Linked DNA regions of Homo sapiens: region 2 is linked to region 1. A link is a loop called in an ENCODE intact Hi-C map of the cell type or tissue named here. Cell type or tissue: psoas muscle. All regions are shown on one strand. Links, peaks and the distances in the headings refer to the core of each region. The heading gives the core; the rest is flanking DNA.

Region 1 (16,887 bases), core at 7,306-9,805:
ATCTTTACCAAGAAAAAACAACTTTGCATAGGCTTTGCCATCATTATCTTATATTTCAGGGAGTTCCAAAATGAATATTGGTTTCTGTAGTAAGATGGTTGAGCTCATGTTAAGCCTAAGAACACAATGATGAATGGATTAAATTTAAGATTTATTTGTTTGGATCCCATGATATGGTCAAGCTCTTGTTTTGCTCTGGGTCCCTTCCTTATATTCTCTTCCAGTTCTCCCACTTCAGTGTCTATTCTTACTCCCTGTCTGGTGTGAAAGGACAAAGTTCAGAGCTTGATATACACACCCTATGATACCAGGCAATTGGTAATGGTTTTCCATTACCCACATGTACCTCTTTCTTTTCTTTTTCCCTTCTCCTGTTGCCCTTTCTTTATTTCCTCTTTTACCCTCTTACTCCCTTTATTCTTTTCCCTTGTTTTCTTCTCCACTGCCTGTGTCTTAGGCCTGCCAGTGACACCCAGGCATTGCTTAGCCCTGCCCTCCACCCTTCAAGTGGGGAATGAACACTTGGATACCCATGTGCACAATTAGGTATGAATTTCCCTCACAGACTGCAAAGTGCCAGTTTAAATAGATCTCACCTGTTAAAGCAAATCTATGTTAGACTCACCTCTTCCTGGAATCATAGGCTCTAATAGCACTTAGAATGTAAGAAACAGTTTTGGATGAGAATACAGTTTGCTGTGGATAAATTGAAAATTGATTACACTATATGTGGTTTGAAGTTTAATTTTATTTCATTCATCATCTGTAATGTTTTACTTAAATACAAATTATAATGTCATGCCCAAAGGAAAATAATCCTATGATATAAACTGTCATTGACTTTTATAAGTGAATTCTTACTTGAATTTTTATTTTATACTAGGGTACTGAGATCATATAGTACTTTCATGGGCTTACAGCAATTTGAAACCCATGAGATTTACAGAAACTTAAAACCTCAGTAAAGCAATTCAGAGATTTTCTGAACAGGTACGGTGGCTCATGCCTGTAATCCCAGCACTTGGGAGGCCGAGGCAGGCGGATCATGAGGTCAGGAGTTCGAGACCAGCCTGGTGAAATCCCGTCTGTACTAAAAATACAAAAAAATTACCTGGGCATGGTGGTGCGCACCTGTACAATCCCAGCTACTCGGGAGGCTGAAGCAGGAGAATCATTTGAACCCAGGAGCCAGAGGTTGCAGTGAGCCAAGATCACGCCACTGCCCTCCAGCCTGGGCGATAGAGTGAGATTCTCTCAAAAAAAAAAAAAACTCAAAGATTTTCAACTGACTTCATCATATTAGTTAAAATTAAATGTTACCTGTGGATTTCATATTAGATCTATAAATTTGTTATAGCAAAAATAAGTTGCTTATTTAAAAAAGATAAATATTTTCAAGTAAAATGTATTTCTTTTAAGGTACCAGTTCTATATGACCATATTAGAAATTCAGTTTGGGATTTTTTTTTTTTTCCTTTTTGGATGGTGTTCCAGCTTGCTATAGAATAAATGCCAAAATGTCTGTCTAGACACTAAGAATTTCAAATCAAATGTATTCTAATTTAAAAAAGTCTGTAGTCAAGATTAATTTTAGTACATTTCTCTTCATAAAGCATTTTTCCCTTATATCTACTTATTCAGTTGAATTCAGGGATGTATTTCTTTTTTAGAAGATAAATGAGAAAATGAGTATTTAATTATGTTCTCTAAAACTGAGCACAAGAAAGAACACCTAGAATTATTTGGAAATAAAACCATTCTAAATCTCTTATATGTATTTGGGAATAATTTTGCTGCTGTGTACAAAGAAATAAAATATTTTTTAGATAAGAAACTAAGGATCATGTATTTTGAAACATTACACACCTGTGGTCAGTGTTAAGGAAATTGCTCAGAAATAATGTTAACAGTTTATTTATAAAATTAATGTGATACTATAAGCAATATTTTTAAAAATGTAATATCAGAGCTCTAAAGGTATTTTTAATATAATTAAAGTATGCATAATTACTAGTACAAAAAAAGCCTATATCTTTTGATTTTTAACTTTTTGCTTCAAAATGCTGAATAGAAAAACTAGTGAGATTAGCCAACTCTGGGAGAAATATGATACTGCAATATGCTGTTCCTCTTATGAACTGCTGCTTCTACTTAAAATCTATTGATTATGCGGAAAGCATGAAAAATATAGAAAGATACTAAAATGAAAGTCGCTCATAATTTGCATTGCTCAGAAATAATATTAACAGTTTATTTCCCTCCAAGATTTTGATGTGCATGTATAATTTATTTTAAAATGGCCAGCATGTAGTTATGAGACATCAGGCTGTTTACTCATCTGTACAGTGGGGATAATAGCACCTTCCTCATGGTTTGATTAGGAGGATGAATTGAAAAAGTTCCATAAGGCTGCCACAGTGTGATGGTGATGGTGGTGATGATGATGTTGTCATTATGATTATCGTAATATTTAGTATAGTATCTTTTTTAAAAAATTAATATGAGCAATATAAAAAGAATAATGTATTATCAGAGCTCTAAATGCCCTATGAAATCATGATTTCAGGTGGTTGCATCATATTTTATCTTATTTACAATATAATTTAACCACCTCCTTTTTCATCTTCTTCACATTAAAGGAGGAAAAGAAATACCATGCTTCTTTCCATTTCCGAATGATCTCTTGTCTCCTCACTGACCTCTAGTTAATTTCTATAATAAGTGATTTCTATCATTCATTCTTAACTTTCTTTAAAACTTCTAAGAAATGTAATTTCTTAAGTGGTTTGCCCTAAGCTCTGAAATTTTTTATATTTGGGGTCAGGGAGAGTAATGACTTCATATGCAGATTTTTAGCTTTTTCTTTAAGAGCAAGGATTACCCTTAATACCAGTTATAAGGATAATGTTTTGAGCTATAACACATATGTGGTTTGTGTTTTGACCTTCTTTGAACAAGCTTTCTAAAATGGTGTTTCATCAATATAATTAGCAAATTAATATATCTACTCCATAGGTATCTTTGAGTGTCTGTATCTTTCATTAAAATCATTCTCATTCAAAAATTGTTGCTTCTTCAAATTCTTTTAATTCACTAGATGATAATTAAGTTTTTACATCTATTCTCCTACAATTCCACTCCCCCTACTGCAGTGTTTTTTAATTGTGAAAGAAGCATGAAAAAGCTATCTTCTAATTATGTCTTTTGATTTTTAAAATTATTAGGATTTTGAATGTAAAATACATATAAGTATTCTAAAAATGAAACTTTTCTTGACCAAGGAAGAAATACATTAAAAGTAGAGAAGTCTGATTAAGGTTCATTACAGCATTAATTTAGAAAGTATGGGAAAGACAGGGAAAAATGTCAGTTTTAAATAATTAAAACACTGAATTATTAGTACTGCTAGGTCTTTTGCAAGCACTTTATCATTAACATGTGACTTATGTTTTATTCCAGTTTGTCTGCATAGCCCAGCAAGATTACTGCCGTATTCTCAATCAAGTAGAAAAGAACATGCAAAAAGTTGAAGAGGAAGGAGAGATTGTTATGGTGAAAGAACACCGAGAACTTGATCGAACTGGAACAAGAAAGGGACACATTGTCATCAAGGTAGGACACAGGACCACTCCTTCCCAAGGAAAGGAATTTTTTTTGGTAGTATTGGTTGTGGCAGTTTAGGATTTTTTTTCATTTTTAGGCCTATCTCTTAAAGGTTATCAGTTGTGAAAAATCTTTATGTATGATCTCCTAGTGAATAGCAGTTTCATTAATTGTTAACTGTGTTACTATCCAATTCATTTTATGTTGAATGTTTGAAATCCCAGTACCATATAAATGTCATATATGTGTGTGTGTATATGTATATGTGTGTGTGTGTGTGTGTGTGTGTGTGTGTATATATATGTAGTAATTAAACCTTTTCTTTGTTACAGGGTACCTCAGAAAGGTTAACAATGCATTTGGTGGAAGAGCATTCAGTAGTAGATCCAACATTCATAGAAGACTTTCTGTTGACCTATAGGACTTTTCTTTCTAGCCCAATGGAAGTGGGCAAAAAGTTATTGGAGTGGTTTAATGACCCGAGCCTCAGGGATAAGGTTGGAAATATATTCTATTTTGTCTCTTAAATATGAAATGTAAACCTAAAGATACTTTAATGTGTATATTTGTCACAGCAATTATGTCCAGATTAATGTAATGAAATAGGAGAATGTAATTCTGAAGCAAAAAAAAACAAAAAAACAAAAAAAAAGGTGATACAAAATATTAGTTCAGCCTTAGAAATATGAACAAAATATTAGTTCAGCCTTCTTTAAACACAAAGGCCAATAAATTGGCCACCAAATGTTTAAACATTTTTTTAAGTTCTGTTGGGAGTGTGTTAAAACATAAACATCTGGATTCCATAGGAATCTACATTTTCTAGTTTGGTAGTAAGTGTACACCAGATAAAAGTTACAGTTTTTAAATTGGCACCAGAGCAGCATTTCATGACAGTCATCACTCTCTGTAGGCCCCAGGATTATAATTCTAAGGAGACCATCTAGAGCTCTTGAGAGCTCTAAGGCCAGATTGGATGACAAACTACATTGTCTTATCTCCTTCCTTTTATATTCTGCACCCTTACAGAGCTTTCTAGGCTTAATAGCATTGATTCTCTTTGTCCAGTCTGTTCTTCTACCTTGACTTTCTAGTTTCTGTCTTTTGTATTAGCTGATTTTTGTTTTATTACACCTTTGCTTTTATTTTGATCTGTTTCAAATGCATTTTGAAAGTTAGACAAGTTTTAAGTTAAATACCTTCACAGACTCAGAACCTTTCCTGGCAAAGCAACATGAAGTCTATATTCAAAGTAAAAATACTCATTTTCAGAAGGTCATCCTCATTTAAGATTTTATTATTGTTAATTTATTTTCCTGTTTATTATTATTAGGTAAATTATTTGAAAGTTGGATATCTTTTCTGGAATGATTTTAATCACATTTTTGGCACTAAAAAGGAAACTTATTGAAAATAATTGACTTTTCAGGTTACACGGGTAGTATTATTGTGGGTAAATAATCACTTCAATGACTTTGAAGGAGATCCTGCAATGACTCGATTTTTAGAAGAATTTGAAAACAATCTGGAAAGAGAGGTAATATTTGTGGTTTTTTTTAAGATCAGCTTAAAGTTCATTTTATTCAGCCTGTTCTTGAGTTGACACTACTGTTTCTGAACTCTTAAAGAAAATGGGTGGACACCTAAGGCTGTTGAATATCGCGTGTGCTGCTAAAGCAAAAAGAAGATTGATGACGTTAACAAAACCATCCCGAGAAGCTCCTTTGCCTTTTATCTTACTTGGAGGCTCTGAGAAGGGATTTGGAATCTTTGTTGACAGTGTAGATTCAGGTAGCAAAGCAACTGAAGCAGGCTTGAAACGGGGGGATCAGGTATGCCATTTCTAAACTCATTTAAGGGTGAATTTTGGTGTCTGGTTTTTTTTTTCAGTCAATTTTGATACATTTTATAATTTCATTTTTAGATATTAGAAGTAAATGGCCAAAACTTTGAAAACATTCAGCTGTCAAAAGCTATGGAAATTCTTAGAAATAACACACATTTATCTATCACTGTGAAAACCAATTTATTTGGTAAGTATTTTGCATACTTTTCATTTTTCTCCTTTTGGCCTTGTTTTTTAGTATTTCAAACATCATAAGAAAGCATATATGGTAAAAGCATAGATTAGATCTAAATAAAAACTACTGACTTGACCATAAAAAATATTTTTAATCTGTCTTTATTGATAACTGAAATCTTTTATTGATAAATACTAAAATAACCGTAAAGAGTATACTACTCTTTTTAAACTTATTTTGATAGAGCAACATACCAAGCAGATTTGGCGTGATTCGTTTACTGTGTGATACTGTTTTTCTGCAGGTTTGCAGTTTTGATAACTGAAGTCTGTACTTCTCATATATTTCCAAGTTCCACAATTGCCTTAGAATTGTTCAGATATCTTATAATTGCCATTACGTGGTGTTTCTGTTTTCATTTATTTTAGTATTTAAAGAACTTCTAACAAGATTGTCAGAAGAGAAAAGAAATGGTGCCCCCCACCTTCCTAAAATTGGTGACATTAAAAAGGCCAGTCGCTACTCCATTCCAGATCTTGCTGTAGATGTAGAACAGGTGATAGGACTTGAAAAAGTGAACAAAAAAAGTAAAGCCAACACTGTGGGAGGAAGGAACAAGCTGAAAAAGATACTCGACAAGACTCGGATCAGTATCTTGCCACAGAAACCATACAAGTAAGCATCTGCATATGTCTTCTGTGCATTATTTTATTTTGTTAAAATGATATGCAAAGATAGTGATGTAATTAATGTTTGCATGAGTCTGAAAACTGTTCTAGGTTTTTATGACTGAGCTATTTTGGAAGCAGTATTAAACAATCAAATTTGTTTTAATCTCGTTTTTGCCACTTATTTGGCTACTCCCAATCTTCTTTAAAGATAGTTTAGCATTTCCTCATTTGAACTATTTTTTGGGGGTTTGGACTTTTTAGTTTATTTTTTAATTTTTATTTATTTATTTATTTATTTATTTTGAGAAAGAGTCTCACTCTTATTGCCCAGGCTGGAGTGCAGTGGCGCGATCTCGGCTCACTGCAACCTGTGCCGCCCAGGTTCAAGTGATTCTCCTGCTTCAGTCTCCCGAGTAGCTGGGATTACAGATGCCTGCCACTGCACCCGGCTAATTTTTGTATTTTTAGTAGAGACGGGGTTTCACCATCTTGGCCAGGCTGGTCTTGAACTCCTGACCTCGTGATCCACCCGCCTCGGCCTCCCAAAGTGCTGGGATTGCAGGTGTGAGCCACTGCACCCAGCCGCAGGTTTGGACTTTTTAAAAGCGTGTGTTTGCCTCCTGTCTCCTCCATCATGATTTAGAGTTGCTTTTTCTACTGTATTTTGTTTCTGGGTATCTTCTTTACCAACAGCATGTGCTCTTTACCAGTCAAATCATTGCTTTATCCAGTTGCCATTATTCATCCCTATCATTCTCTGTTTTCCCCTCTCTCTTCTATTTTCAGTTATTTAATTACTGTCAAGGCATCAACAGCCAAGCACAGAACTCCTTTCATTTTTCCCAGTCAACTTAGTAGTCAGAATGTCAGGTGTATTCTTGAATTTCTTCTTGGTTATTTATTTATGCCAGGAGCTCAGCCAGGCTAGACAAAATTGCAGGTATTTCTGATGCTTTTTAAGCTTGCTTCTTTGCTTGCTTGCTTCTTCATTTTAGTTCCTTCTTGAGTCTAGGAATGTTTTATAAAACTTGATTACTGTCAGCCATTTCTCACTGTGCCACATTTAGTTATATAGTCCCCAAACTACAATGTTAGATAATAACTTTAAAACATATAATTTCGTGCTTTGATAATTTAATGGGTCTAAAGACATGCAGTAGATATGCAGGACTATATCAAACACTTCTTTTTCTTTTTTAAAAAAATTCCGTTTCAGATCTTTTTTAAGAAAACTCCATTTCAGATAAAATTTTCATCCACAGATTAGAGAAATGTGATTTAAAATATACTATTGATTGGTTGAGTTGTCCCAATTAAACTATAGAGTAATGATTGGTGGTTTTGTATCAGCAGTCTTCTATAGCAGAGTCCTAAGGATAAGCAGTGAGTAGTATTTATAGGCTCAAGAGGATATATTGAGTAAGTTTCTAAGAGACAATGGATTAGGGCACCTGGCATTTACAGAAAATACGAATCAATTTTTAAAATAACCTTCGTTGATGAAAACCTTATTTTTAAATGGATGAAAAAATAAATTACCTAAATGCAGATTTTTTAAATTAATTTATTTTTTTGAGACAGAGGCTCGCTCTGTCAGCCAGGCTGGAGTGCAATTGCTGTGATCTGCTCACTGCAACCTTCACCTCCTGAGCTCAAGCAATTCTCATTCCTTAGCCTCCTGAGTAGCTGGGATTACAGGTGTGCACCACCATGCTCGGCTAATTTTTTTTATTTTTAGTAGAGACAAGATTTTGCTGTTTGGCCAGGCTGGTCTCGATCTCCTGTCCTCAAATGATCCACCCACCTGGGCTTCTCAAAGTGCTGGGATTACAGGCATGAGCCACCACACCCAGTCCTAAATGCAGAATTATTAACAGCACAATAACAAAAAAAGATCTTAGAGTCATATTTGACCATGAGTTAAATAAGAACCTTTAAAAAAAAGTTCATATGACCTTGGCAAGTATAAATAGAAATGTGACATGTAAGAACTGGGAGATAATCCATCAGCAATACTGGATGTTGGAAAGGAACACAATATGAGAATACCATGTCTAATTTTGTTCTATGTGTATTTAGAAATACTCAAAAGCTAGACAAGGGAAAAGAAAAAGAATGATTAGATGTGTTGATTTTAAAACACTGAGGAAACATCTTAAATAATTTGTATTTAGGAAAATATATGGCTCATTTAAAGATTTATCATGAAAATTATTTGAAATCATATGTGTAATGCAATTGAAAAGAAAAAATAATTAAAGGAAGTTTCACAAAGCTGTAGGATCTATCATATTGGTAACAGACTTGATTTATACTATACTAGCTATTAAATTTTTCTATAAATTATCATTTGTGTATGAAGATTTTTTTTTTGACAAAGCTACTAAACTAGCAATTAGAGAAGTCTAGATAGAGTATACTGTTGAGTTTTTTCCTCAAACTTTATCAGCCTTAGAGAAGCTAAGATGCTAGATAATGGTAAATTGGCAAGGTAGGCACAATCGGGTGATGTGCATAGAGAGGAAGGAGAAGATGGGGCATGAGCTCCCAGAATTCAGATTTGGTTGCCAAGTAAGTAGAAAAAGACTAATGAACCCAGAGACAAGAAGGAGTAAGTCAGCACACTATAAAACCAGTGCAGATCGAAAGACAATTTCAGTAACAAGGAAAGTGTTGGAGAGGTAGAATCCTAAGAGGATGTGCCCAGAGAGGGACATTTCTGAATTAGGTCTTGGATATAAAATAGTTTCAATCCAAGAGTGGCCGCATGTCTGGATGACAGAGATGTAGGTGAGTAATGAGGAAACTGAGAGTAGAAAGGCAGTTCATCATGTAAGGTGTTAAAGTGTTGCGGAGAAACGGTTCTTAAAGGTTGAGTGCGCGGTGGCTCACGCTTGTAATCCCAGCACTTTGGGAGGCCGAGGCGGTCGGATCACGAGGTCAGGAGATCGAGACCACGGTGAAACCCCGTCTCTACTAAAAATACAAAACATTAGCCGGGCATGGTGGCGGACGTCTGTAGTCCCAGCTACTCGGAGAGGCTGAGGCAGGAGAATGGCGTGAACCCGGGAGGCGGAGCTTGCAGTGAGCCGAGATTGTGCCACTGCATTACAGCCTGGGTGACAGAGGGAGACTCCGTCTCAAAAAAAAAAAAAAAAAAAAAAAAGGTTGAGTGTGCCTGCAAGATGCTAATATTTGTAGCCTTTTGTGCCGGAGTGGCCAAGCCAGCTATGCTTTGTCCTGAGCCCATAGTAATGATCTCGTGTCATGTATTACATAGCAGGTTTTTGGCAGAGACTGCTTTATATGGTTGAAAAATAAAATTCCACTAACGTAAAAGTTTTCATCTTTTACAGAATATTAACACTTTTAGTCTTTATGCCGGTTATATGATTAAATAGAAATTTAATTTTGTCCCGGACTGACCTATGAATTTGAAATAATTCACACTGAAATTGTCTTTATTTTTTTTTTTTAATTTTTATTTCAGTAGCTTTTGGGGTACACGTGGTTTTTTGTTACATGGGTGAATTATATAGTGGTGGTGAATTCTGGGATTTTAGTGCACCCATCACCCAAGTAGTATACATTGTACCTAATGTGTAACTTTGTTTAATCCCTGGCCCTAACCTCACCCTTCCCCTTCTGAGTCTCCAAAGTCCATTGTATCACTCAGTATGCCTTTGCCTACTCATAGCTTAGCTCCCACTTATAAGTGAGAACATAGGGATTTTGGTTTTCCACCATTATATCACTTAGAATAATGACCAACAGCTCCATCCAAGTTGCTGCAAAAGACATTATTTTGTTCCTTTTTATGGCTGAGTAATATTCTGTGGTGTAGCTATAAACACATTTTCTTTATCCACTCATTAGTCGATGTGCACTTAGGTTGCTTCCATGTTTTTGCAGTTGTGAATTGTGCTGCTCTAAACAAAACGTGTGCAAGTGTCTTTTTCGTATAATGTGAAATTGTCTCTAGTTTTAATTTTTGTCTTTAAAAAATGTTTTTGCCCTTATTTACCTTTATAATTTCCATTTTCAAAAAAAAAAGTAAAGGGAAGAAATGTTGCTATTTTTTAGCATAGTCATTAAAAATAGTAGTTATTATGATCAAGCCCCAATGTGTGAAAAGACTAATAAATGCTAAATTTCTTCATTTTATTTATGACACCTTAGTTTATATTCCAACTTTAATATAATTTTCCTCTTATTTCAAGGTGTGTATAGAAACTAGTCTGAGCTATAACCATTTTCTTGCGACCCCAGTTATTTCTGTGTGTGTTTGCTTATTGCTTTATTTGAGTTTTTGTTTTGGAAACAGTTGACCCTTCAAATCTAGAAATAGTTTTTACATATTATTAAATCATGTTTCAAGAGTTCACAGTAACAGGCTTTTTATAAATGGAAATGAGTTTGTCACTGTCGATAATAACCAGTATTTCTCTGGATACTTAAATGTGTAGCTAGAAATTTTGATCAGAGAATTAAAAGTGAGTCATTGGATTTCTGTTGGCTTTTCTTTGATGCTAGGAAATGTCACCATGCACCACTGTTTTTTTATGCTCTGTATAATCAAGAAATAATGTCTGTGTCAGTCTCCTTACATTTGACTCCATAGTGATCTCATTTTTTCTCTAAAACATCGAGAATAAAATTAGGACACTTTGGATTTTTTTCCTCCTGTTTTCATTTTACCCAATTTCTTCAACTATTGAAGGTCAGATTATAAAATAATTTATCATTCTGATGCAGAACTATCAGTTGAGTGAGTTAAATGTATTCTTTTTAATGTGCTTTTTTTAAAATCCATTTCCATCAGAAACTAGAGCTTATTTTTTTTTAAATATATTTCTGTGCTGAGAAACTACTAATATTTTTTATGGCTTATCTACTTAGAAAAACCATAGGTTTGGCCGGGCGTGGTGGCTCACGCCTGTAATCCTAGCACTTTGGGAGGCCAAGACAGGCGGATCACAAGGTCAGGAGATCGAGACCATCCTGGCTAACATGGTGAAACCCCATCTCTACTCAAAATACAAAAAAATTAGCCGGGCATGGTGGCGGACGCCTGTAGTCCCAGCTACTCAGGAGGCTGAGGCAGGAGAATGGCATGAACCTGGGAGATGGAGCTTGCAGTGAGCCGAGATCACACCACTGCACTCCAGCCTGGGTGACAGAGTGAGACTCCATCTCAAAAAAAAAAAAAAAAAAAAAAAAGAAAGAAAAACCATAGGTTTTAGAGAAACATACTATACACTTAAGAAACAGCAAAATGAGGCTGGGTGCTGTGACTCATGCCTGTAATCCTAGCACTTTGGGAGGCCACAGCAGGAGGATCACTTGAGGCCAAGAGTTTCAAGCCCAGCTTGAGCAACAAAGCAAGATGCTATATCTAAAAACAAACAAACAAAAACAAAAAACAAAAACAGGAAAATGAGTTGGATACACTTAAGCAGTAGTTGCTTTTGCAGTTTTCAACCAAATTTATTAATGGTGTTTTTACATGAGCTGCAAAAAAAAAATGGAATATGGTTTTTGGTCTGTGTTTATTATATAGTGATGATGTACAACTTTTTAACTTGTTGATAATTTTCTAATTTTCCTCTTTGTTCAGTGATATTGGGATTGGTCAGTCTCAAGATGACAGCATAGTAGGATTAAGGCAGACAAAGCACATCCCAACTGCATTGCCTGTCAGTGGAACCTTATCATCCAGTAATCCTGATTTATTGCAGTCACATCATCGCATTTTAGACTTCAGTGCTACTCCTGGTGAGTATCACCAACACTTCTTTTGTTTTCTTATAGTTATCTTTTTATTTCTAACATAATGGTCATATTATATGTATCTCTCTTCATTTGGCATGGATTATATCAGATGCTGAGTAAGGATGAAACTTAAACTTTAAGATTTTTGAAATCAGGTGTTGGAACCAGTTCTCTTTACATTCAGCAGAGTATTTTTATATGGCCATAGGCAAATTATCTGTCTGAACTTGTTTCTTCTTTCATAAAATGAAGATAACACATCCCATGCCATGATTACTAAATCATATCAAATAGATAGAGTAAGAGGCATATTTTAGGTCTAATTAATGGACTTTTCAATACAGTAAAGATTAACTCTGGATTTAAATTTTATTTCTTTGATGCCAGCATGACAGTCTTGAGTGCTACTGTTGTGTACTGATGTGCTTGCAGCTGTCTGTAGTTCAATCTGTTATCTTTTAGGGAAAGGTATGTTCTTGCAGCAAAACAGCATGTAGATTGATTCTTTGAGGAAGACCTAGAGTAAGGGAGAGGTAAAAGTTCAGCATTGCTTTTTCTTAAGGAGCTTTTTTCTGATTACTTTGCTTAATTGCATTGCCATATATTAAAATTCTTTCTACTTATGTGTGTGATTTTTCTTTCCCCCAGACTTGCCAGATCAAGTGCTAAGGGTTTTTAAGGCTGATCAGCAAAGCCGCTACATCATGATCAGTAAGGACACTACAGCAAAGGAAGTGGTCATTCAGGCTATCAGGGAGTTTGCTGTTACTGCCACCCCGGATCAATATTCACTATGTGAGGTCTCTGTCACACCTGAGGGAGTAATCAAACAAAGAAGACTTCCAGATCAGCTTTCCAAACTTGCAGACAGAATACAACTGAGTGGAAGGTATATATTATCTACCTTACTGGATTTCTTTGTCCCCTCTTCGAACCCACATCAAAGTCTAAGAGATGAGCAATTTTCAAAGTGTTTTTTAAATGAGTAAGTGTCCCTGCGATTAAAAAGTATTGTTGTTGTTTTTTTTTTCCTTTCACCAAGAATTACTGTATGAAAGCAAATGCACACAGTCGACTACTGACCCTAACAAGGATCTCTTAGGAACTTGTTCAAGGCCACTGTGACCTGAAGGTTGTTACTGACTTCCAAAATGCGTGCTGTAACTTCTCATGCTTGCCTTGGGGTCCTGGTTTGGAAGGGTAGAGTATGCTTGATGTAAAGTCACGGGGTTAAACCCTGGTGCTGTCTTCCCTTTGTATATGTACGTTCACAAACACATTTTCTAATCATATTCTAGTGTCATTTGCTCCTGCATACCCAACTTTTCTAGGAGCTTCCTTAGTTTAGGCAGAGACATCTGTGACAATGTGGTTGGCCACTTCTGCCTGTTATTGTACATTATGCTATGAAATACACTTCTTAACGCTGAAACCAGACTTTACTTGCTACAGAGCTTAGTCCTTTGCTGCAGAAGTGCTTATATCACACGTTACTTGCAAGAAAATGTTGTGTCTGATTTTATCATTCTCTTCAATGATATTTTCACTGTTAGGTATATGTAACTTTATCTTCAAGTCACAATAAGTAAGTGCAAGTTGAAAAAGAAAATAGTTGCTTTGGTTCTCATAGTGGCTGGTTGCTACACTCAAAATTAAGTAGTTCCATAAATCATATTTTTTCTATTTTTAACTTACGGAGTGTTTCACTGTATTTGACTTTTTCATGTTATAGATTTAAACCAGGATATAATTCATTGAAACCTTTGATTTTCTTGCCATCAACTATAACTTTCTTATTCCTCTTCACTTTTGTTTTCAAACACTAGCAAATAGTTTTGTTTTAGTAGCTCTGTTTTTTCCACTTATCATTTCAATGCACATTGATATATCTGGAACCACGATAGAGTTTTACAGAGCTCCACTGAGCTATAGATTCATGATTCACATTCATTATTGAAGAAAATTATAGATGGGTATGTCATGGGCTTCATGAGTAATCAAAATGGAGAATGTTAAATCTGTGAAAGTCAAGGGCGCAAAGTATATATTTTCTGTTATATGTGTTTGCCTTGGTGAAATACACAAAAAAAATTTTAGTAGGGCCCCTACTATGCTCATTCTGTTTTGTCATTTATGGAATTTTCACAGAGAAAGCATGTGTCTAAAAAACAAAAACAAAACAAAAAATACCACCACCATCACCACACACACACACACACACACACACACACACACACACACATTTATGGAATTTTCACAGAGAAAGCATGTGTCTAAAAAACAAAAACAAAACAAAAAATACCACCACCATCACCACACACACACACACACACACACACACACACACACGTGTGCGTGCAACAAACATCTTAATGCTATTTTCAACAAATTGCCTAAAAGGAAAAGGGGCTCCAGCCCTGTGTTCCCATTTTGGCACCGGCATTAACTAGTCAACCTTTAGGAGCCTGTTTCCTATTCTGACAAATAAGTATAATACCTACTATCCACTTACCTGTAGAGTTTTTATGAAAATCCAGATTTTTTAAAGTTAACCTGTTGGAGGATTGTTCTATTCATAGGATCAAATAGAGGGAAGTAGCTTAGGGTTTCTTAGGTATTTGAATAAATAAGTCAACCTGGATTGTTACAATTTGGGCCCATCAATAATCACAGATTATTGATAAGAAAATAAGAAAATAAGGAAAATAAGAGTGATGACGTACTTGGGTCTAATCTTTCCTGCTTCCTGCCTTAGGGCCTAGTCCCTTTTTAAACTAAAAATGTGGATATTTTCTGTTATTTTTAACAAAAAGGGTAAAATACTTCAGAAATCAGGAAAAGAAAGGATAGAAAGTGCAACTAGTGCGAGTGAAATTCCATGTGATTTGTTTGTTTCTACCACCTACTTCTGGATAGACAGTTCTATGACCAGGTAACTGAGATAGCAGCTGTGCTGTCTGTCTTGGTTAAAAAGAAATCTTCCATAATTCAAATCAGTGCTCTCTCAAACTTTCCATAAAAAGTAGCATTATTCTTTCAAGGAATATCATGAGATTGCTGCTTAGGCTTTGACTCTGATATGTTTCTGTTTTTCATAGGTATTATCTGAAAAACAACATGGAAACAGAAACTCTTTGTTCAGATGAAGATGCTCAGGAGTTGTTGAGAGAGAGTCAAATTTCCCTCCTTCAGCTCAGCACTGTGGAAGTTGCAACACAGCTCTCTATGCGAAATTTTGAACTCTTTCGCAACATTGAACCTACTGAATATATAGATGATTTATTTAAACTCAGATCAAAAACCAGCTGTGCCAACCTGAAGAGATTTGAAGAAGTCATTAACCAGGAAACATTTTGGGTAGCATCTGAAATTCTCAGAGAAACAAACCAGCTGAAGAGGATGAAGATCATTAAGCATTTCATCAAGATAGCACTGCACTGTAGGGAATGCAAGAATTTTAACTCAATGTTTGCAATCATCAGGTAAGAGAGCACATTTTTTCTTAAGATTCAGTTCAGTTCACAGATTTAAAATATGTATCAGTCCAGGAACATCATATAATTAGTATAAATGCTATAGGTTTTAATTGACTCATAAGAGACAATTCTTTTTCTCTGAATCCTAACCTTAATCCTTAATTTAAAATCTCTCGTATCAAAAAAACAGCTGTGCCAACCTGAAGAGATTTGAAGAAGCCATTAAGCAGGAAACATTTTGGTAGCATCTGAAGTTCTGATTTGGAGCTCAGAAAATCTATATCCCCCACTTTTTTTTTAAGTTTGTTTCAACTTTTCTCAATATCAGTTTATTTTTCTGTGGAAATAACAATACCGCAAAGAGTTATCAACAAGATTAATGATGTAATGTGTGTGGAGTTCCATCAAATAGCACAAAGCAGATGGCCGGGAAATGTTAATTTTCTTCCCTTTTTTTAAGAGCTTAGATTGAGGTTAGAAGAAAAAAAAATGGCAACAATTAGTTATATTGATGTTGAGGGTGATTATTAAATTAGTCATTTTCTCTGTCTGGGAGTTTAGTCATACTCTCATTACTATCATAGCTTTTATTTTATTTTATTTTATTTTATATTATTTTATTTTATTTTATTTTATTTTATTTTATTTTATTTTATTTTATTTTATTTTATTTTATTACTAGAGGATATTTGCTCAGTCGGTTTTATCAAATGGCCGCTATGGGCTAAGCACTGCTATGTGTACATACTGCTGTGTATGGAAACAAAGCATCAATACTTACATTCAGGTGGTTTTACTGATAGTAAACAGATGAGGTAGGTCTATACGGAAGAGAAGAGTAAAACGCCTTGGCTTGACCCTGACCCTACTTCCCTGTGCCATCTCATTCCCCAGAATTATCATGAACAGTTTCTTATGCAGCCTTCTGTAAATTGTTATGCATATAAAGCATAAACATAGAGATGTTATATGTCAATAAATAATCTGTACACTATTTTACTTTAGTTGTTATACCATGTTTCTTTTTCTCCTCTCAGTGGCCTAAACCTGGCACCAGTGGCAAGACTGCGAACGACCTGGGAGAAACTTCCCAATAAATACGAAAAACTATTTCAAGATCTCCAAGACCTGTTTGATCCTTCCAGAAACATGGCAAAATATCGTAATGTTCTCAATAGTCAAAATCTACAACCTCCCATAATCCCTCTATTCCCAGTTATCAAAAAGGATCTCACCTTCCTTCACGAAGGTAAACATAAGGCAGAGGGTTTCCATCTTTGCTTGAAGAAGCACAGAATAAATGCCATGTGATTTCCTTTTCCTCCTCTGTCAATTTCAGGAAAT
Region 2 (16,887 bases), core at 7,042-9,541, 600 kb before region 1:
TATCATGAATAATGCTGCAATGAACATGGGAGTGCAGATACCTCTTTGACATACAAACTTCATTTCCTTTGAATATACTCACTAGAATTAGTGAATCTTATTTTATTCTAATATTCAAATTTAGTCTACCTACTGTCATGTATGTATATAAACAGATTTGAAACATTACACTAAGGATCATAACCAATTATAGTAGCCAAAAGATTAGCACCATGTAAGAGATATCATTAAATACAAATAGTTTTAAATCCTGAGTAATTTCTTCAAGAGGTACTGAGAATTTCCAATCACCAAGCAACCAACGGGAGAAAATTAAACAGTCTTTGGGTGGGCGGACTTGCCACGTGTTACGTATACCTGCAGCCTTTGTGCTCTGAGCAAACTGCCTCATGCAACCTCTGAAGCAAAAGCTGTAAAAATTCCTCCTCTAGATAGCAGCTAAGACAGGTGAGATTAAACCTAGCCCTAGCTAGTTGCAACAAACTGAATGTACGTGTAAACGTGTGTGTGTCCTGTACATGCATTCAAACACATTGCCTGGCCAGCAATTCCAACGTGTTCCAGAACAAGGCCAATCCAGTTACAAAGCAACACGCTCCCTAATTCACCAGGCCTTAGGAACTTCTGAGCGGCTATGTAACCTAGGCAACACCATCACTACGTTGAGCGCATTTTCCCAATGGCAAATTAAGAGAAAATGTTTGCTCATCTGAACGGACCTCTAAATTAAGAATCAGTAATAAGGCAAAAGCAATGAGCAAACAAGTCCCTTTAACGTATAAATAACACAGCACGTGCTGATATATTATCTCATGTGGCAAATATAGTTTCCTGGGGCCCAGCAGACGCATATCCCAGGATATGCTTTCCGAACTGTCCCATTGCAAACATAAAATATTTCATGCTAACTTGGTAGTGCAAAGGTGGCGTGGAAGTGCCACCAAATCAGGAGGCAAACCTAAAGGACGCCACAATTCCCGAACTAGAAATTTCCAGAAACTTCCGCACCACCGATGGCATTGATACAAGGGCGCTGGATCGATCTAGCCCTAGATCTCCGGGCCTGCTCCGGCGGACCAGCCTAGGCAGCCATCCCCTCCGCGAAACTGAGCAGTCACCGGCCGGAGCCGCATTCCGCCCTTGGAATCCCCCAAATCCCGGGAACCCCCGCCTCCTCGGGGCTTTTCCGCGAGCGTCAGACTCCGCTCACCTCGCTCCCCTCCGATGTCCACGTCAAAGAAGACTCGAGGGTTACTGGGGTTGGAGGGCTTGGCTTGGGGGGACGGGTGCGACATCTTGACTTGCAGACGTGTTTAGTACGGAATATCAGAGTACCTAGTGGCCGCCCGGGCCGCCCAAACTCCAGAGTCCGTCTCCGCCGGAGACCGGCAGCGACGCTGACCGGCCACTTCCGACGCAAGAACCGGAAGCCATGGCCTGACTTCCGGCACCGCCCCGCTCCCCCGCGCGGTGTTTCAAAGAGCCTGAGCGACTCCGTGCAGCGAACCGCGTGCCCTCCGCCACCTGTTCCTGGCTTCTCATTTAATGAAGTTGCGATCCCAGTTCTCATTATTCTTCTCGCTTGTGTTTCGTTGTCTTTCCCACCCTCGTGGCGTAGAGAGCTTTGGAGTCAACCCCATGCCAGCGTCAGCTCTGCCACCAAGTTGGGTGTGACTTCTCAGAAACTCAGTTTGCTCCTCTGGAAAAAGAATAAAAACGCTGACCTCGGAAGGTCGTTTTGAGGATTAAAGACATGAATCAGTACAATGCCTGGCATAAACTGGTGGTACCCAACCAATAGGAGCCTTATTATTGCCATGTCGTTACAATTTGATCTTCACATTACAATGTAAGTGGTAAGGCTTAGACTAAACGCTCCAAACAGCTAAAGCTGAGAGTCCAGAAGAGAGCACAGTTTTGATTCCTGATAAAACTGTATTTGGCGGGGCGCGGTGGCTCACGCCTGTAGTCCCAGCACATTGGGAGGCCGAGGCGGGCGGATCATTTGAGGTCAGGAGTTCGAGACCAGCCTGACCAACATGATGAAACCCGTCTCTACTAAAAATAAAAAAAAAAAAAATCACCCGGGCGTGGTGGTGCTTGCCTGTAGTCCCAGCTACTCGGGAGGCTGAGGCAGGAGAATCGCTTGAACCCGGGAGGCGGCGGTTGCAGTGAACCGAGATCGCGCCACTGTACTCCAGACTGGGTGACAGAGCGAAACTGTCCCCCCCCCCCCCAAAAAAAAGAAAAACAAAAAAATACTGTATTACTATAGCCCACTTTTCCCTTATGGGGATCTGTGTAAAACATTTACTTTTTACACACACACACACACACACACACACACACACACACACACATATATATGAGGAGAACATAGCCTTGCCTCTTAATAAAGCCTAATTTTGGAGAAGAGTGGCAATTCCCTGTGTAGATGCTTTGCCCTGTAGTTCTATTGGAGCTCAGCAATTTGGATTCAGCCTGAGGCTTACTTTATCAATAAGGCAGGAGATATCCTTAGATGCTTCACATTTTTTTTTCTTATGAGAAAGTAAAAAGTATTGGAATCCAGCACTCAAATAATGTCTCAAAAGCCAGGAGCCTTGTGTCAACAGCAGCAGCCAGAGTGGCTTTTTGGAAGGAAAGACCAGTGCTAATTTTCCCCTATCAGAGCTGTCACCATCCCTCTAGATGAAGGCTCCTGCCCTACTTGCTACCCGGTCTTAGGATAAGTAAAAGTTAGAAGGGTTACGGTTAAAGAACAACTGATTCCTATTCTCAATTTGAATTTGCCTGTGATGTTATACACTGGACTAAGCACGAAAGTTGATGTTAAAAAAGAAAAAAAAAAAAGCAAAAGCTTCAAGTTCTGACTACATGTATACTAGGCATGTTACCAAAGAAAAGTCATTTAATTTCTCTGAACCCTTCTCATTTCCTTTTCGGTAAAGTGCCAAAGAACAGGGTATGAGAATGGAAAAAGATAATGTGTAAGCATTTGCCTTGTAATCTCTAAAGCATTCTTATACACTCTTTTTTAAATTACTGAAAATTAGATGCTATAGTGCCTGAAGTTGTTTTAAAATAACCTGGAGTCAGGTAAGTGGGTTGGGTTGTGGATGAAACATAAGGGCCAGGCAGATGATTGGTGCATGGGAGTTTATTATACTACTCTTCTTTATTTTGCACATTTAAATTTTTTCATAATATTTTAAAAAGTAAAAGAGAAATTACATGTATTACTAGCTACTCATAATAAAACCAATTTGTTGGCCGGGTGTGATGGCTCACGCCTGTAATCCCAGCACTTTGGGAGGCCAAGGTGGGTGGAAGGCTTGAGCCCAGGAGTTCAAGACCAGCCCAGACAACATGGTGAAACCTCATCTCTACAAAAAATATTTTCTAAACAATAAATAAATAAATAATAAAACCAATTTATAGAGTCGTTTTTAATTAAAATACCAACATACCTTTTGTGAAAAAATAAATAATAGGTGTCGGTGAAATTTTAGGACAAATCAGTAAGGATATTATATTGATTGAATTTTTCTGTGTAATCACAAATTTGCCTTATTAACAAAATGCATACATACATAGGCATGTCCACATAGATACTCAGCAAAAGTTGATTCAATTATATGACAAATATTTAGCTCTTACTGTATGCCAGCCTCCATTCTGAGTGCTGATGATACAATGATGAAAAAACATATTCCTTATCCTTTTTTTTTTTTTTTTTTTTTTTTTGAGACAGGGTCTTGTGCTATCACCCAGGCTGGAGTGCAGTGGTGCAATCACAGCTCACAGTAGCCTCAACCTCCTGGACCCAAGTGATCTTCCCACCTCAGCCTCTTGAGTAGCTGGGACTACAGGCACATGCCGCCATGCCCAGGTAATTTTTTTTTTTAATTTTTAAGTGTAATTCAAAATGATTTCCTATCAGATTTCCTTGCTGATCCTTTCAAATTCCAGCACATTAAAGTTAATACAAAATGTTAATTTCTTATGTTCTCCAATTCCTGGTGTTTATTCATGGTATTTATTCATGGTGGTTCCCTGAAGATCCAGGACGGCTCAGAACAAAACTCCTGTGTCTCTTGATAAACAAGAGCATCAAAATCATTCATTAATCCAGTCTCATGTCTGGGCTGCAAACTGATAACTTATATTTTGTCTCATATATATCACAATAAGTTCACATTAACATTTTTATTCTGATCTACTAGCTTAAATTTAACATTTTAGTAGAGATGGGGTTTCGCCATGTTGCCCAGGCTGGTCTTGAACTCCTGGGTTCAAGCAATCTGCCCACCTTGGCCTCCAAAAGCATTGCAGGCATGAGCCACCACGCCTGGCCCCTTATCCTTAACTACACAAATTATACAGTCTTATGGGGGAGAAAGACTATTGAATAAACCTCTACAATGCAATATAATTAGTGTTTTAATAGGAAAAAGACAATCACATTCAGCACACAGCAGGGGCACTGAACACAGTAGCCTTTTCTAAGGTCAGAAATATGAGTAAGATCAGTCACAGGAGCATATGTGGCAAGGAAGACAGGTAAGGAGGGAACAGGTAAAGAGCATCTTCAAAGGAGGGGAACTATATATACTTATAAAGTGAAAATGGGCAACGAGAATGTTATTTCTCCATGAGAAGCCAGTTTTTTAGATAGTGCTGCTACTTCAGGTGGGTGTGGACCACTTGTGTATTAGTCCATTTTTCACACTGCTATAAAGGAATACCCGAGACTGTGTAATTCATAAAGGAAAGAGGTTTAATTGACTCACAGTTCCACATGACTAAGGAGGCCTCAGGAAACTTACAATCATGGCAGAAGGTGAAGGGGAAGCACACTTGGACCTTCCCACGTGGTGGCACGAGATAGAAGAGTGAGGAGCGAAGGGGAACAACCTCTTATAAAACCATCAGATCGCATGAGAACTCACTCACTATCACAAGAACAGCATGGGGGAAACCACCTCCATGATCCGATCTCCCTAGACACCTGGAGTCTCTCCCTAGACACATGGGGATTATGGGGATTACAGTTCAAGATGAGATTTGGGTTGGGACCTAACCATATCAACTGGTTTCAATGTTGAAATCAGAAGTCATGCTTTGGTTTGTATTTTTGTCCAGCTCCTTCAGATTGAGTTTTCAAAATGAGTAACAGTTTTATAACCTAGCCCATTTTATCCCTGAAATAGAAAGGAAAAAGAACACTAAGAGGAGCAAACTCAAAGATACCCCTAATTTACCTTTCCATAGCACTTATAACTTTGTAATATACTGTTTACTTACTTATTTCACATACTCATTAAAAATCAGCTCCTTGGGAATGATAGATAGTAAGAGGAGTTTAAAAAAACAAAATTTAGCTCCACAAGGACAAGAACCTTTGTTTTTTTCATTACTCTATCCCCAGCACTTCTAACAGTGCCTGACACATAGTAGGTGCTCAGTAAATATTTTTGAATGAATGAATTATACAAAATACTAATGGCTTTGAGAATTTTATGAAACAATGTTAACAAGAAATTTTATTTCCATGCCTTTAAGTGTAATTCAAAATGATTCTGTGTATCAGATTTTCATGCTGATCCTTCCAAATTCCAGCACATTAACATAAATATAAAATGTTAATTTCTTATGTTCTCCAATTCCTGGTGTTTATTCACGGTATTTATTCATGGTGGTTCCCTGAAGACCCAGGACGGCTCAGAACAAAACTTCTGTATCCCTTGATAAACTAGAGCATCAAAATCATTCACTAATCCAGTTTCATGTCTTGGCTGCAAACTGGTAACTTTGTCTCACATATATCACAATAAGTTCACATTAACATTTTTATTCTGATCTACTAGCTTAAATTTAACATTTTATTACAAGAATTGACACCCATATGCCATAGCCTCTCAACCATTATTATCATGATGAATATACTTAGGTAGGCATATCTTCTCTGCCATCAGAATTCTGGGGTTCACATTCAGTCTGTAACACATCATATTTTGTGCCTTTGGACGAGTTACTTAGCCTCTTTGTGCCTCACTTTCCTCACCTATAAATCAGAATAATAATATGTATCTCCTAAGGTTATTATGAAGATTAAATGAAAAATATTAAATAAAAGTGTTTTAGTATCTGACACACAGTAAGTACTCAATAAGGGTAAGCAATTACTAACCATAAGTAGCTAATACTTCATTATAATAGTTACATCAACATATTTCAAAATGGATATTAAAACTGCAAAGGAGTTTTGAGGATTCCTTTGCATTCTTACAAGGAAAAAAAAGTGACTCTTTCTGCTCTACTGGTTTCTGGGTGTAAAAGATTAATTCAGATGTTACTCTCACTATGTCTAGGTTTTTCACAGTAAAGCAACAGCTTTATATAAACTGTCATATTCCTAGAACCAAACCAAATAAAAGAATTGTACCTTTCAAAACCACTCAGAACTGGATCTCCAGTGAAAAGATAAACCTTTTCCTAGAAAACACTTGTTCTACTGTCAGTCTGATTACATGGAACAGGACTTCTGAGTTCTGACATCTTGTCTGTGCTTAGCAAGGAAAAGAGCAGAAGAGGCAAAAGCATGCCCCGTTTCTTAGGGTTAACACAGTTTCATCCAGATGGAGTGGGGAGTTTTCCTGATAGCCTTGTTGTTATAATTTCTGCCTGTTGCTCATAAATGTGGTAGAATAATATTAATAGATTGCCTTCCTCCCCAATATTCTCTTTTCTCAATCTCATTGCCCATCACCCCAAACAAGCAGCTAGGCATTCTGTGCTCTTTGCTTTTAAAGAAAGAAGTGACAGCAAAGAAAGCAGAGGGAACAAAGGGAATCTCTTCCTGTCTTTGGTGTTGCAAAAGGCTTGGCTTTACAGAAACAGATAAGACTCTTGGCTATAGCAAAAGATTTGGACAAAACATCTTTTATAAGATCATGGCTTTCCATTCTCAGAAAAAAAATCAAACAAAAAACCCACTTTCTGTGTTGGGAGATGACAAGATTGTGGATGGTGCACAGGGGAAAGTGAGAGAGGAGGCAATGGCAAGGCAGATTTCCACAGTCCCAGAGACAGGGAGTCTTACCATGGTCCCCGTCACATACCTGGGAAGCCACCAAACCTCCATAGATGGGTTTGTGAAATCCAGGAGCAGAGGGACGTGTTCCTTGATTCCTGAACTGTCCCAGGAAGGCAACAGGCCCCAGAAAGAGAACAAGATTCATGGTGTGATTAGGTAGATGGGAACTAGACAGGGTCACAGAGATTTTGTATGCCCTAACTTGAAGTGGAAACAAAACAATATCCCTGTACACCCATGTATGACGTGGAAAAGAAAGGCAGCCTCCACATTTAAAGGGAGCCTGCAGAAGGGAACTCTGAACTCATTAGAGATTTGTAGAACTGATAACTGAGTTAGGATCGTGAATTTCTCACTGGATGCCTGTGTAGGCAGATCACATTGAGAACCAGAGGCTCCAAACCCCCAAATTTGCTGTTATATTAGGCTTTTTTGAATTTAGATCCAACCCCAAGGGAGAGAAAGGAGGAATACCAGAAATAGACACGGATTATGATATTACCAGCCCTTTAAAATAGGCAATTCAGAATTGAATTTCAGCGGAGTTATAGAAAAATAAAGTTGTATTTCATACAGATCTAACTTTATTCCTTTACATGGGCATAGGTTGTAGATCACTGAGGTCCTTACTAGGATCCTGGACAAATTTGAAGTAACATCCAACCTCTTTGTCAAAGATAAGAAATTAGGAAGGATAGCAGAGTTAGAAGAGGAAATTTCAGGATCCTGTCTGTAGAATCAGACTCTGAAACCAAAGATAGAACTCCAAAGAACAGTTTAGCATGTAACTCCTTAAAGAGGAGACGAAATGAATTCTGCCTAGGAAGCACTGGTGTTGATGAGACAGTAACATGTGGGAGAGTTTCCTAACCAAGAATTTCTGCTCTGAACCACATAGAGAAAGTGATGCTTCCACTACAAGAGTCATAATTACAGATCAGAATGAGATAGCAACTCTCAGGTTTTGCCTGCTAAATTTACGAGTATCTAAGGATAACTGTAGGTCTTCTGAGCCAGAACATTGAATAAATGAAAGACGGCAAATGCCACCAGGGGACAGCAGAGTCTCCACCACTGGCAGAAATCATCGCACAGACAGAAGTGGTGCAGTGGACTTAGTGCCTGAGGACTCCCAACGGGACAAGCTTCTTCATCTAGGGGCTGGAAGTGACATGGCAAAAAAGGATATTGATTATTAGTTCACAATAGCACCAGGTAGACAGGGCTTATGTGCAATAAGGAGTAATAGTAAAATCTTTCTGAAGAGCAGTAAGATTATTTTCTTCTCTGCAGAGTAATAGGATTAATGTTTACTGTTTTCAGTTGAAAAAGTGTATTTACCCATATTTGATAGAACAAAACCAGTGATAGACTTGTTCAGTATTTCTTTTCTCTGAAGAAAAAAATGTTACATGAACCTAAAAGAACTTTTAAAACAATGACTTGTGACTATCATAAACAAAAATAGTAATAATTAGCACCTATTGATCATTACTATGTGCCACACTTGTGCCAGGTACTTTACATACTTCATCTTAGTTAGTCCTTAAAATAACTTTGGAATGTAGGTAACTTTATTATCCCATTTTACCTCTGTAATCCTTACAAGGCAAATAAGGGTTAGAGAGGTGAAAAAGTGTTGCCCAATATGATTCTAAAACCACTTCTACCATACACTAGAAAAATATAATCTAACAATCTTGATAGGTTTAAATATTTGTTTTAAAATACCATGATATATAAAGGGCCCCTGAGCTCCTTCTGACATTAATGCTGGAGTTGTTTTATCCCTATATAATTTGGTTTTGAGATATCATAATAAAATGGTTTAGGTTTTTATACCTTTTGTAAGATATTCTAAATTTATAGAATGTGAATAGAGGCAAATAATACATTTTTTCCACAGGAAATAAAAACAATAATAAAACTTCCACCAAATCTCTTTGCATGGAGTGAGAAAGGTTAGAGAATTAGTGCCAATCTTTTGGCATCTCCATGAACTTCCCTAATTCTGTGCAGAGATAGAAGCCAAAAGAAACAAATAGATGTGCAACTAACAGACGCTGGTGTCTCTGAAAAAGGGTTATGCTAAGTAGAAGAGTTTATGTAGAGAGGATCTGTTAGGGCTTATTGATTGACTCGACTTTTGTGACCTGTTGAGGATTTAAGATATTTTCCCAACAGCAACAGTAAACCAATGAAAAGGATTTTCAGCAGGGTTGACATGAAAAGATTTGCATGTTTAAAAGACTATTCTGGACCGAGCACCACGGCCCACACCTGTAATCCCAGCACTTTGGGAGGCTGAGGCAGGGGGATCACCTCACCCAAAGTCAGGAGTTCAAGACCAGCCTGGCCAACATGGCAAAACCCCATCTCTACAAAAAATACAAAAATTAGTTGGGCATGGTGGTGGGTGCCTGTAATCCCAGCTACTTGGGAGGCTGAGACAGGAGAATCACTTGAACCCAGGAGGCAGAGGCTGCAGTGAGCTGAGATCATGCCACTGCACTCCAGCCTGGGTAACAGAACAAGACTCTGTCTTAAAAAAAAAAAAAAAAAAAAAAAAAAAGACTATTCTGGTTCTAGCTTGGAGAACAAAATGGAGGGGAGCCATAATGGATTTAAAGAGGATACTGAGCAGGTTACTATTGGTGAGTGATGACTCCACTTGTACTAAAGTTGTGATAGTAAAGATGGATAAAAATGAATGGATGGGAAAGGTACAGGGGTGATCAACAGTAACAAGTGTTGGACTGGATGTGGGATATGACTGTGCAGAATGGAAAAAGGATGACACTTGGCTTCCTGAGATACACAATTGGATGGATGGTGAGGCTGTTTACTGAGATGAGGAACACTGGAAGAAAAAGATAGCGTTTGAGTGGAATATCATCACTTTGGTCTCAACATGGTACCTCATGTTGAATTTGAGGTACCTTTGAGACATCCAAATAGAGATACTGAGTAGTTAGTTGGACATATAAAGGGAAAGATCTAACACTGAGATATAAATTTAGGTATCATGGTATACAGATGATAATTTAGTGGGGAAAGGTGTAATAGTTGGACAGGGGGAGTAGAGGGTGAATAGAGAAAAGATCCTAGGACAGAGCCTTGAGAAACTGCACTTTTTAAAGGCCAGGAGGAGAGAAGAATGAGTCTGCAATGGAGGCAGAGAAGAAGAGTAGAAAGACAAGCCAGGAAGAAAATGTGGCATTATGACATTGACGGGAAAAAAGAGTGTTTCAAGGAGAGAGTGATAAACAAGTTGACTAGGAAATTAAGCAAAAAGAAGACTGATAGATATCCATTGAATGTAGTGACATGGAGGCAATTAATGAGCTTGCTGAGACGTTAAAAATGAATGGTATTATATCTCAAATAAAAGAACCTGTGATTTTTCATTTTTTATATTCCTAGTCTTAACATTTATTCCTAGTAATCTTACTATTGTAATACTGTTAAAATGTATTGAAAATGATGCATACAATTTAAAAATCCTATAAACATAAAAATTTCTTCTTAATAATAGAGAGTTTTATTCCTTGAGATTCTGTTTCTTTGGCAGAATGATTTCTGGGAATTAAAGATACAAAAACAAACATTACTCCATACCTACTGTGTGCCAGATGCTTTCACATATAGGTACCTTCTGTATCCTAATGCCATTATTAACCATCCTAGATACATATTGATTACTAACAGTTTGAATTTGGTAGCAGTTTGATTACTAACAGTTTGAATTTGATTGGTTTGAATTTCAAAGAAGATGGATTGGCACTTGGGAATTTTTTAGTCATCTTTCCAATATCATATCCCACCAAAGTTGATATATCCCAAAGTGAACTCTCATCTATACCTTACACTCAAATTACCTTCTCCTGTTACCCTCTCTATTTTTTTAAAGGTACCTTGGTCTAGAAACCCTTAAGATCTCACTCTACTTCTGCACACAGTAGATCTCAGGAATGTTCACTGTCACAATCTGTCAATTCTTCTTGTATAATATCTCTCCAATGTATCTCCCTTCTGTTCAGGAAATTTCATACATAAACAAAATAGTCTATTAATGGTTTTCCATCTCTATGGTTTCTCTACATTATAACAGAAACATTAAATAATATAATGGGTACCATTCTTGATAAAACCAAAACAGAGAATTACTCCTCCCCAAGGTATTTTCTCGTATTAACCATCAAAAACAAACAATACATACTATTTTTGCAAATGGCCAAATAATACTGTCTAGTTTTACAGATTTCTAGAATTCAAATTTGAAGGATGAATAAGTTTAGTAAACCACAGGGCTTAATGGCTACCAGATTCCTTATGCAATTCTCCCTGACTTTTACTTGTATCAGCTGAGCCTTTTTTTTTTTTTTGAGACGGAGTCTTGCTCCATTGCCCAGCCTGGAGTACAATGGCGTGATCTTGGCTCACTGCAACCTCTGCCTCCTAGATTCAAGCGATTCTCCCACCTCAGCCTCCCAAGTAGGTGGGATTACAGGTGCGTGCCAACACATCTGGCTAATTTTTGTATTTTTAGTAGAAACGGGGTTTCACCATGTTGGCAAGGCTGGTCTCGAACTCCTGACCTCAAGTGATCCACCTGCCTCGGCCTCCCAAAGTGCTGGGATTATGTCATAATTGAGAACACTAGTGACAATAAGAAATTCAGGATTTCTATGCTAGCTAAAGAGTAATTTATGTGCCCTGGATACTAGTGAGGAGCAAAAAAAAAAAAGGGGGTTTTATATTGTTGCCCACTGAAAGGAATATCTCACTTCACTAAGAATGAGGGTTTCAGTGAGGGTTATGACATTTCTCAAATTGCAGCAATGGATCTATTTAAATTGTGGAACTCTGTTGGAGCTCCAGAAATCTGTGCAAAGCATCATAAAAAAGTTGACCATCATTCCACAATGTATACATATATCAAAACACTATATTGTACACCATAAATATATAAAATTTTTATTTGTCAATTTAAAAAAAGTGACCTTGGCTACTAAACTTGTGAGGCGGGAAAAAACAGCATACATGCTCAAGTGACTCTACCAAAGAGGTATGGAGAGAAAGTTATTCCTCCATTCCTTTTAAGCATAAACAAAATGCTATATAAACAGAAATTGGGAATTATGACTTGTGGCTTGTTTTGTTTTTTTTTGTTTTGTTTTGTTTTTGGTTTTTTTTTTTTACAAAAGTGCAATTATTTATCCTGTGATATGTTTTTCTCACTTACTATACGATGGACATATATCCAGTTCAACTGACATAGATATGATCATTTGTTTTTAATAGATGCATAGTTCCATTGCAGTAATGTACCAGTTTTATTCAACTATCTCTCTCCAGGTTCACCTCAGTTTGGTTTAAGTTTTTGACAATACAAATAAAGCTAAAATAAACATTTCATATATATAAAAAATAAAAACATACCCGAGAGGCTGGTATTATACTCCCATTTCACAAAGAAGGAAAGAAGTTACCCCATAGCCAAATTGTCACAGCTACTCTTGTTTCTACAGCAGACTGTAAAACATGCCCTCCTAGGTCACTAAAAGCATTAATCTAACAGTCTGTCTAGATGTTTGGGGACAACTGTCAAAAAATGACAATTTTGTTTTGATCATTAGTAATATGAGTTGTTGCTCCTGAGAAAAATTAGCCAACAGGGTCAATTACTTCTTTTTTTTTTTTTTTTTTTTTTTTTGAGACGGAGTCTCGCTCTGTCGCCCAGGCTGGAGTGCAGTGGCGGGATCTCGGCTCACTGCAAGCTCCACCTCCCGGGTTCACGCCATTCTCCTGCCTCAGCCTCCCAAGTAGCTGGGACTACAGGCGCCCGCCACTACGCCCGGCTAATTTTTTGTATTTTTAGTAGAGACGGGGTTTCACCGTTTTAGCCGGGATGGTCTCGATCTCCTGACCTCGTGATCCGCCCGCCTCGGCCTCCCAAAGTGCTGGGATTACAGGCGTGAGCCACCGCGCCCGGCCAAGTCAATTACTTCTTGAACATTTCCTTAAAAGTGATCATGGGACCATGTTGTCAGAAGGAGGCTACTTGTTCAGCTTATACACACCCACACCCACACACACACCCACAAACACACACACACACCCCCACACCCACACACACACCCACAAACACACACACCCACACACACACACAAACACACACACACACACACACACCCACACACACACCCACACACGCACACAAACACACACACATATCAATCATTTCAGCTTAAAATTGGCAATTTAGATCACAATTATTTATTATGAAATTAATTTGAAATTTGATCTTGGAAAACAGAATTCCTCTATAGTCTAATTTTGACATATGCTGGATAAAGACTCTGCACTCTTCATTTGATTTACTTTTATATTGAATTAAAATACCCTAATATTACAATATAGTGATAATATTTGCTGAAGTAATTTCATTAGGATGTAACATATCTACTGGGAAAAATAAGTCTTTATTCTGCAGATATTATTGAGTACCTAATACATGTTGGGCTGTGCACATAGTTATAACAGTGAAAAACAGTGCTGCTGCTTTTGAAGAGTTCAGTGTTTACTGAAAGAGACAGAGCATTATAAAATGTGTTATAAAATGGAGGTAGCATTAAGAATCATGGGAGAAAAATTGGGCTATCCAACTTTGCAGGTTTCTAACAATTTCATAGGAGATGTGCTATTTGATTTAATAAATCAAATGTTTTAATAAATTAAATGTTGGAAAATACTAGGCTACAAGATTAGAGTCTAGAGGGACACATGCTAACATCATAGAGGTAACAAGCCCTAAAAACTGTTTATATTAGTCAATTCTCACGCTGCTAATAAAAAAGACATCCGTGAGACTGGGTAATTTTTTTTTTTTTTTTTTTTTTGGAGACGAAGTCTCTCTCTGTTGCCAGGCTGGAGTGCAGTGGTGCCATCTTGGCTCACTGCAACCTCCGCCCTCCGGATTCAAGTGATTCTCCTGCCTCAGCCTCCCAAGTAGCTGGGACTACAGGAACATGCCACCACACTGGCTAATTTTTGTATTTTTAGTAGAGATGGAGTTTCACCATGTTGGCCAGGCTGTTCTCGAACTCCTGACCTCAGGCAATCCACCCGCCTTGGCCTCCCAAAGTGCTGGGATTACAGGCGTGAGCCACTGCGCCCAGCGAGACTGGCTAGGTTATAAAGGAAAGAGGTTTGGCCAGGTGTGGTGGCTCAAGCCTGTAATCGCAGCACTTTGGGGGGCCGAGGTGGGTGGGTCACTTGAGACCAGGAGTTCAAGACCAGCCTGGCCAACATGGTAAAACCCCATCTCTACTAAAAATACAAAAATTAGCCAGGTGTGGTGGTGGATGCCTATAGTCCCAGCTACTTGGGAGGTTGAGGTGGGAGAATTACTTGAGCCCAGGAGCTCAAGGCTGTAGTGACCTATGACTGTGACACTGAACCCAGCCTGGGCAGCAGAGTGAGACTCCATCTCTCCAAAAAAAAAAAAAAAAAAAAAAAGGAGAGAGGTTTAATTGACTCACAGTTCAGCATGGTTGGGGAGGAATCAGGAAACTTACAGTTATGGTGGAAGGGGAAGCAAACACATCCTTCTTCACATGACGGCAGCAAGGAGAAGTATGAATGCCTAGCTAAGGGGGAAGCAAGCCCCTTATAAAACCATCAGATCTTGTGAGAAATAACTCACTACCACGAGAACAGGATGGGAGAAACCACCTCCATGATTCAATTCTCTCCATAACATGTGGGGATTATGGAAACTACAATTCAAGATGAGATTTGGTTGGCGACACAGCCAAACCATATCAATGTTTCTGTCTAAGAAATTAAAAACCGATAAAATAAGTGAACCTGTTATTACCAAGTGTAAGAGAGAACAAAATAGAATGTTAATAATGGAATATCTAACAAAAGTGAGAAACCTACATGTGTAGCTTATTGGAAAAAAAAAGGCTAGAACAGCCTGATGGCCTAAATACATATAAGTCAAATGGGAAAAGAAGTGACGCATGGTGGTGTGCACCTGTAGTTCCAGCTATTCAGGAGGCTGAGGTGGGACCACTTGAGGCCAGGAGTTCAAGGCTGCAGTGCGCTATAATGGCACCTGTGAGTAGCCACTCACTCCAGCCTGGGCAACATAGTGAGATCTGTCGTAAGGGAGGGGAAAGGGAAGGGGAAGTGGAAGGGGAAGGAGAAGGAGGGAAGGAAGGGAGGGAAGGAAGGGAAGGAAAGGAGGGAAGGAAGGGAGGGAAGGAAGGGAGGGAGGAATAAAGAAAGAAAAGAAAGGATTGAAGGAAGGAAGGGAGGGAGGAATAAAGAAAGAAAAGAAAGGATGGAAGGAAGGAAGTAAAGAAGGAAGGGAGGGAGGGAGGGAGGGAGGGAGGGAGGGAGGGAGGGAGAAAGGAAGAGCCTGGTGCGGTGGCTCATGGCTGTAGTACCAGCACATTGGGAGGCTGAGGTGGGTGGATCACTTGGGGTCAGGAGTCCGAGACCAGCCTGGCCAACATGGTGAAACCCCATCTCTACTAAAAATACAAAAATTAGCTGGGCATGGTGGCGCATGCCTGTAGTCACAGCTACTCAGGAGCCTGAGGCAGGAAAATCGCTTGAACCTGGGAGGTGGAGGTTGCAGTGAGCCAAGATCGCGCCACTGCACTCCAGCCTAGGCAACAGAGTGAAACTCCATCTCAAAAAAAAAAAAAAAAGAAAAAAAAGAAAAGAAAAGAAAGAAAACACAAATGGAAATAAATTCTTCATTTTTCATTTTTTCTCAGTTTATCCAGATTTGCTCAAAGCTCAGGACTACAAACAAAACACAACTATATATAAATAAATCTATCTAAAATATGTTCAATATTTTTATTCATTTTTCAAAATCTGGTAATGTTTGAGAGAAGTTTAAATGACATCTATTATCTACCAAACCTCCAATGGCTCAAAGACTAAATCATGAGAAATTTTCATTTGTATATGAAAACTTTTCCTTCTAGTCATATTCTTTGCATATAAGTAGATTTTTTAAAATTACTGGGTATTTTAATACCTTTATTAGAGATGTAAATGATAAAGGACCAGATTGTAGGACTTCATGCGTCCCCCCAAAAAATGCCCTTATAACTTAAAACTAAGACCAATTGTTTAAAATTACTTATATATCATAATTTTTTTTTTTGAGACGGGGTCTCTGCCACTCAGGCTGGAGTGCAATAGTAGTACCATAACTCACTGCAGCCTCAAACCCTAGGCTCATGTGATCTTCCTCCTTCGGCCTCCCAAAGTGCTAGGATTACAGGTGTGAGCCACTGCATCTGGCCTAGTATTTCAATTTTTAAACAGGTATTTTTTTTTAGTCTCTGGATATCTTTATTTTAGTGGAAGATAATCATTATCATTAAGTAAACATTTAAAATAAGTGTTAACATTTATTCCATGCTTACCCTGTATCATGAGTGTTCCATATATTTTATATATGTTTTATTTTATTTTATTTATTTACGTACTTATTTTTTAGAGACAGGGTCTCACTTTGTCACCCAGGCTGAAGCGCAGCCTGGACCTCCTGGGCTCACGTAATGCTCCTGCCTCAGCCTCCCGAATAGCTGGGGCTACAGGCGTGTTCCCCAATGCCTGGCTAATATTTTAATTTTTTGCAGAGATGGGGGTCTCACCTTGTTGCTCAGGCTGATCTTAAACTCCTGGACTCAAGTGATCCTCCTACCTCGGCCTCTCAAAGTAGCATGAGCCACTGTACCTGGCCCATTTTATTT

Evidence for each region. A loop is a pair of places that touch in the nucleus more often than their neighbours do. Peaks named below come from ENCODE experiments on the same cell type or tissue, not always from the same donor. Only the 100,000 strongest peaks of a DNase experiment are listed, where the experiment ranks them.
Region 2: a loop joins it to region 1, with 2.6 times the contacts of the local background. A loop is called at or near these places in 1 of 110 quality-filtered maps.

The regions. Positions count from the first base shown.
Region 1 is chr4:159,326,399-159,343,285 of GRCh38, forward strand. RAPGEF2 (Rap guanine nucleotide exchange factor 2) reads left to right here. Exons shown (of 30, transcript NM_001394067.2): 12 at 3,460-3,612; 13 at 3,936-4,100; 14 at 5,033-5,140; 15 at 5,232-5,435; 16 at 5,528-5,636; 17 at 6,053-6,299; 18 at 11,913-12,070; 19 at 12,716-12,956; 20 at 15,166-15,549; 21 at 16,581-16,792; 22 at 16,883-16,887. Among named protein-coding and RNA genes, the nearest start is that of MIR3688-1, 210 kb to the left of the region's middle. RefSeq lists a silencer at 15,079-15,373. In psoas muscle, for the core only: no CTCF peak of the experiment used is centred there; no DNase peak of the experiment used is centred there; H3K27ac peaks cover 1,629 bases.
Region 2 is chr4:158,721,994-158,738,880 of GRCh38, forward strand. PPID (peptidylprolyl isomerase D) reads right to left here and starts at 1,403. Exons shown (of 10, transcript NM_005038.3): 1 at 1,211-1,403. The coding sequence starts at 1,295. RefSeq lists enhancers at 813-1,396, 1,030-1,509, 1,397-1,981. In psoas muscle, for the core only: a CTCF peak has its summit at 8,158 (motif pointing right); a DNase peak (open chromatin) is centred at 8,168.